Regions from separate parts of the Homo sapiens genome. Here region 1 is linked to region 2. Evidence: chromatin loops called from intact Hi-C (ENCODE). Cell type or tissue: mammary epithelial cell. All regions are shown on one strand. Links, peaks and the distances in the headings refer to the core of each region. The heading gives the core; the rest is flanking DNA. Region 1 overlaps CHD8 (chromodomain helicase DNA binding protein 8). Region 2 has its middle 22 kb from the start of OR10G3.

What was found. Hi-C counts contacts between places; a loop is a spot of excess contacts. Peaks named below come from ENCODE experiments on the same cell type or tissue, not always from the same donor. Only the 100,000 strongest peaks of a DNase experiment are listed, where the experiment ranks them.
Region 1: it touches region 2 in a loop (7-fold over the local background); 3 of 110 quality-filtered maps call a loop at or near these places.

Annotation. Positions count from the first base shown.
Region 1 is chr14:21,405,737-21,408,652 of GRCh38, forward strand. It overlaps CHD8 (chromodomain helicase DNA binding protein 8), which reads right to left. Exons shown (of 38, transcript NM_001170629.2): 13 at 2,576-2,819; 14 at 1,120-1,296; 15 at 1-128. Among named protein-coding and RNA genes, the nearest start is that of SNORD8, 9.8 kb to the left of the region's middle. In mammary epithelial cell, for the core only: no CTCF peak of the experiment used is centred there; no DNase peak of the experiment used is centred there.
Region 2 is chr14:21,556,264-21,559,181 of GRCh38, forward strand. No RefSeq gene overlaps it. Among named protein-coding and RNA genes, the nearest start is that of OR10G3, 22 kb to the right of the region's middle. RefSeq lists enhancers at 1,289-1,832, 1,833-2,376 and a silencer at 2,395-2,581. In mammary epithelial cell, for the core only: a CTCF peak has its summit at 1,528 (motif pointing left); a DNase peak (open chromatin) is centred at 1,518; H3K4me3 peaks cover 293 bases; H3K27ac peaks cover 263 bases.

The DNA of each region.
Region 1 (2,916 bases), core at 417-2,916, 150 kb before region 2:
AGATCCCCAAAGTCCTTGAGAAACTCTGATTCTGAGGGAAATTGTGACGGTTCCAAGAAATGAAGCAAGCTAAACAGTTCTTCTACAGTATTTTGCAATGGTGTTCCTGTGAGTAGCACCTTGTGTTCCTAGAAATGGAGGAAACAAAAGAATAAAATTTAAAAACATGAAGGACTTCTGGGGTTTCCTATCAAGTATATAATCTTTAACATATATAACCTTTAATTTCTTTATCTATAAAATGATGAGAATGGACCAGTGATCTGGTCCATTAATTTTTCTTCCATTTGTCCCCTCTTTCGATAAACACAAAGCATTCAAGAAATCCCTCTGACATTAATGTATTGAAATAACATAAATATTATAAGCAAATTAAAAAACAGTAATTCTGATTATGTTTATTCCAATTACACATGTCTCTCCATATTCAACTCCCCACAGATATCCTAAAATCTGCTGTCCTCTATGGAATGTAACTGAGCTGGATTAAATATGGTCATTAATTTGCTGCTGTTCCTCCTAACAAGGTTCACCCCTAGGCTTGCCTTATTACTTGCAAGAACAAGAATGTAGCAAAAGTGACACTGTGTGAGTTTCAGAGCCTATCTCAAAGGTTACTGTTTCTACTTTTGCCCTCTTGGAATACTGCCCTGAGACTACCACACAAAGCAGCCCAATCTGGCCTATGGAGGATGAGAGGCCATGTGGAACCCAGGTGCTCCAGATAAAAACCAGCATCAACTGCCAGCTGCAGCAATACTGACTCCAGGCAAGATCATCATAAGAACCAACTAGCTGAACTCAGCCTAAGTGGTTGAGCTAGAAGATCATGAAAAATATAGTTGTTGTAGGACATTAAGTTTTGGAGTATTTTGTTATGCAGTAATAATAGGTAACCAATATAGTTTCCCACCTCCTCTTCTGGTTATCACTAAACTTCCCAATTCTAAAATGTATGACTTTTACACGACTTTCAGGTTACCATTCCCATAGGTCATCCCCACTGTTCAATACCACGATTCAGACTTTTCTTCTCTGCTAAACTAGGGTTATTTTAATACCGCAAGGAATTACGGTTTATTCCAGGTGTTTCTGCTCACAAGTCAGTGTGGAACTCACCAGGTCCATGTGCTTGAGACTATCAAGCAGCTTGCAATTACGGTTTTTCAGTCGATGGGCTTCATCAATGATAACACAACGCCATTCAATTTCACGAAGCTCAGGACAATCTGACAAAATCATCTCAAAAGTGGTGATCAGAGCGTCAAACTTGTATGCGCCTGGGATGAGGCGTCCCTAAGCATGAAGGCAGTAAAGTCAGAAAAAACCAAAAATGTACCTAAATGAGGAGCTTTTCTGAATTACTTGCCTATATTAAGGCATGTTTAATAGGCAATACAAACTGCACCACCACCCACCTCCACCGCTGTTTATCTTCCTGAAAAATAGTGCCATATCACTGAATGTAAGATACATTGCTTCCTCAACATATTCAGCTTCTTGGGAAAATGACAGACTCACTGAATGAGAGGCTAGACATTTTTTACTCTGCTGTATGCCTAGCTCATGTATCTCTGCCCCAGATCTTTTGTTGATTAACAATGAAATCCACAACTGCTGGACAATGCTGAACCATACAAGATAATAAAAATGAAAATAGCTAATACAGAACATAATATTGGCTGATGTCTAAAAATTGACAAAAGAATGAAATCATTTTAACAAAATTAAAAGCTGCAAAATATGATGAAAAGATGTGATTTGGTAGAAATAAAAAAAAGAAAACTAATAGAGAAACAATAAAATTCATGTTAATACACGATGGATAATTCCAATTTTGTTTTCAAATTTACATGGAAAAAGGAACTGATCCTTTTTTTTTCTTTTTTTGAGACACAGTCTCACTCTGTCACCCAGGATGGAGTGCAGTGTGACGATCTCGGCTCACTGCAGCCTTCGCCTCCTGGTTTCAAGCGATTCTCCTGCCTCAGCCTCCTGAATAGCTGGGATTACAGGTGCCCACCACCACACCTGGCTAATTTTTATATCTTTAGTAGAGATGGGGTTTCACCATGTTGGCCAGGCTGGTCTAGAACTCCCGGCCTCAGGTAATAAGCCCACCTCGGCCTCCCAAAGTGCTAGGATTACAGGCATGAGCCACCACGCCCGACCATTTAGAAAAAGAAACTGATCTTGATGAAAATTTCCGTAGACTAAAAAGAGGAAAAGAAATAAGCTCACCACCGCATGGATTAAGTGGCTAAAGGAATTTAATTTTTGTAAAATACTGTGATTAAAATTCATTGATGCTGACAAAATTCTACTTAAAATGTGTATGTTCATAAATAAAATCAGAACTTCTACCAGATCAAATGTCTACTAGGTAAAAAAAATAGCAAAGTCAAAAAAATGCCCTGCACACTGCTATACAAAAATGCCTTAAACCATAGGCATTTTTGCATAGGCATATTGAAGACTTTCAATAAAAGTCTTCTATTCATATATAGCCCTTAAAATACCAGGTACCTTGGCCGACTTTCTCTAACTCATAGTATTCCCAAGACATGCAACTCACCCGTGAATCTTTGCAGTACATTTCATACTGTTGAATCATCTGCCTGCTGGCCAGACTGCCATGGTACACAATAGTGTTCATTTCTGTCCATGTATTAAATTCTCGCTCCCAGTTAGTAATTGTGGACAGTGGGGCAATGACCAAGAAGGGACCATGGATGCCCACATTATATACTTCCTGCAAGAAGGCAATGGACTGAATAGTTTTGCCCAATCCCATCTCATCAGCCAGGATGCAGTTCTGCCTGCAGATTCACCATGGGAAAAAAAAAATGTTAAAAGATACTATCTTTAAAAAAAATAGAGTATGTAGGAAGAAATTGTTTCAATAGAAAACAAATA
Region 2 (2,918 bases), core at 317-2,816:
TTTGTAGAAGTGACAAGCAATAAAAATGTAAGCAAATAAATAACTACAGAATGAATGATAATTAAACAGGGTAGTGGGTCAGAAAGTGAAGAGAAAGAGTGGGGCTGGTGGTTAAGGAATTAGAGGGAAGACTTGATTCCATCTCAAGGTAGAAAGCTGTTCATATGCAGATCAACTGCTATCTGTGAATGGATACCCGAATATTGTCACAAACAAACTGAAATGCAAATACTCTTAGAAACTGGGGTATTAGTAATGCAAGTATGAAAAACATCTGATTTAAGCAGAACAACAACAACAAAACACCCTCATCATTCTTTGAATGACTTAATCTGTGAATGAAAACATTCACATCCTCATGATTTTGATGACAGAATAGATGATTTTTCTTTGTGCTGAGTTTGTTATCTCAAGCTGGAACTAAGTAAGGCTAGTCAAGGCCATCTGATTCTTATTGCTCATTCATTCATTCATTCATTCATTCATTCAACCAATATTTTACTGAGAGCTTGCTGTATGCGGAATTATGCTTTGCCTGGGGAATGCAGTGGAGGTTTTTTCCTTGGAGTTCTCTTACTCCAAAGGGCTTTAACCTTGGACAGGTTCTGACACTTGTCTGCTGACGTTTTTGTTTTGTTTTGTTTTGTTTTGTTGAGACAGGGTCTTGCTCTGTTGCCCAGGCTGGCAAAAAGATAACGGCTCACTGTGGCCTTGAACTCCTGGGCTAAGGCGATCCTCCCACTGCAGCCTTCAGAGTAGCTGGGACTATAGGTGTGAGCCACCATGCCCAGCTAATTAAAACAATTTTTTTTTTTTTGTGGAGATGGGATCTCCCTCTATTGCCCAGGTTGGTCTCAAACTCCTAGGCTCAAGTGATCCTCCTGCCTCATCCTCCCAAAATGTCGGGATTACAGGTGTGAGCCATGGTGCCTAGCCTGTTGATTTTTTTTTGGATAAGAGATAGAGAGGACCTGGTAATATACAAGGCCCAGAGTGTGTCCTAAGATGATCTATGGGGAGAGAACAGAGTATCCCTGACTGAAGAGTTTTGGAAACTATTTTAATGTTCCCCAATTTTATTTGAACTAAAAAACATTGTCTGCCTTTCACATTCCTTCGTGCACTCCACCTCACCACTGCTCCCCCGGCACCTGTTGGCCTCTTTTGCTATCCAAATTTACCAAATAAATCTTCCCCGCCTTTCTACCCATCTGCTGTTCTTCACAGCTTGTCTCTGGGCTCAGCCCCAAGCCTGGAGGGGCAGTAAATGGATTCAGAGTTGCTGCTCAAACATGGATTCCCATGGAAACCAAACGACTAAGAAAACAAATAGGGAGGAAGAGGCAGCCACTGCCTGACCTCTTACCCTCCCCCTCCAAATTCTTTTCGCTTTTCAGCATGAAAGCAAGCGCTTATTTGTATAACTAGTAGAAGGACATAACCTGACCCCTCCCCCCACCCCCAAATTCTTTAAGAATCTCTCGTTCGACAATGAGTAAATGAAAGACAGTGGGACATCGCCACCTGGTGGTAGAAATGCCAAAATACTTAAGAAGAGAGAACTCAATTAACAAGTGAAAGCCTGCGATACAGGCCAGTAAGTATACAAAGAAGTAACATTCAGATACAAAAATAAGATACAAAGAAGTAACATTCAGAAGCCACTCCTAGGAAACTGTTTAATTGTGATGCAGTTAGTACTTGTTCCTTCTCACATATACAGATTTAAATATCATCTTTATGTTGGTGAATTTTTATTTTTATTTTTTAAAAATTTTATTTATTTATGTATTTATTTTTGCGACGGAGTCTCACCCTGTCGCCCAGGCTGGAACGCAGTGGCGCAATCTCGGCTCACTACAACCTCCGCTTCCTGGGTTCAAGCGATTCTCATGTCTCAGCCTCCCGCGTAGTTGGGGATTACAGGCACCTGCATTATGCCCGGCTAATTTTTGTAGAGACAGGGTTTCACCATGTTGGCCAGGCTGGTCTTGAATTACTGACCTCAGGTGCCTCAGCCTCCCAAAGTGCTGGGATTACAGGCGCGAGCCACCACGCCCGGCCGAATTTTTTTTTTTTTTTTTTTGCATCCAATTCAAATATGGGAACATGAGGTTTAGTCTTATCTCTCCCAACTCCATACCAGATTTTTTTTTTGTTTGTCTGTTTGAGACGGAATCTCACTCTGTCGCCCAGGCTGGAGTGCAGTGATGCAATCTCAGCTCACTGCAACCCCCACCTCCCGGGTTCAAGCGATTCTCTTGCCTAAGCCTCCCGAGTAACTGGGACTAATACACGCACACGCCACCATGCCCAGCTAACTTTTGGATTTTTAGTAGAGATGGGGTTTCACCATGTTGAGCAGGCTGGTCTCGAACTCCTGACCTCAGATGATCCACCCGCCTCGGCCTCCCAAAGTGCTGGGATTACAGGTGTGAGTCACTGTGCCCAGCCATATTAGATATTTTTTATCTGAACGTCATGCTGTTGCTACAGATTCAGTGGAGTTGGACAGTACTTTTCTCTTCCCGTCCTTTCCCTTCCATAGGGTAGCATTTGCTGGCTTACAAAGGAAAAGCAGAAGCTTTGCTCCACTATCTTGTCTTGTCTTGTCTTGTCTCTTTTCTTTTTCTTTTTTTTTTCGTCTTCTGTTCAGATAGTCTCACTCTGTCACCCAGGCTAGAGTGCAGCCGTGTTATCATGGATGGGTTACTGCAGCCTCTAATTACCTGGCTTGAGCAATCCTCCCACCTCAGCCTGCTGAGTAGCTGGGACTACAAGTGCACGCCACCATACCCGGCTAATTTTACTTTTTTTTTCTTTGAGACAGAGTCTCACTCTGTCACTGAGGCTGGAGTGCAGTGGCATGATCTCGGCTCATTGCAACCGCTGCCTCCTGGGTTCAAGAGATTCTCCTG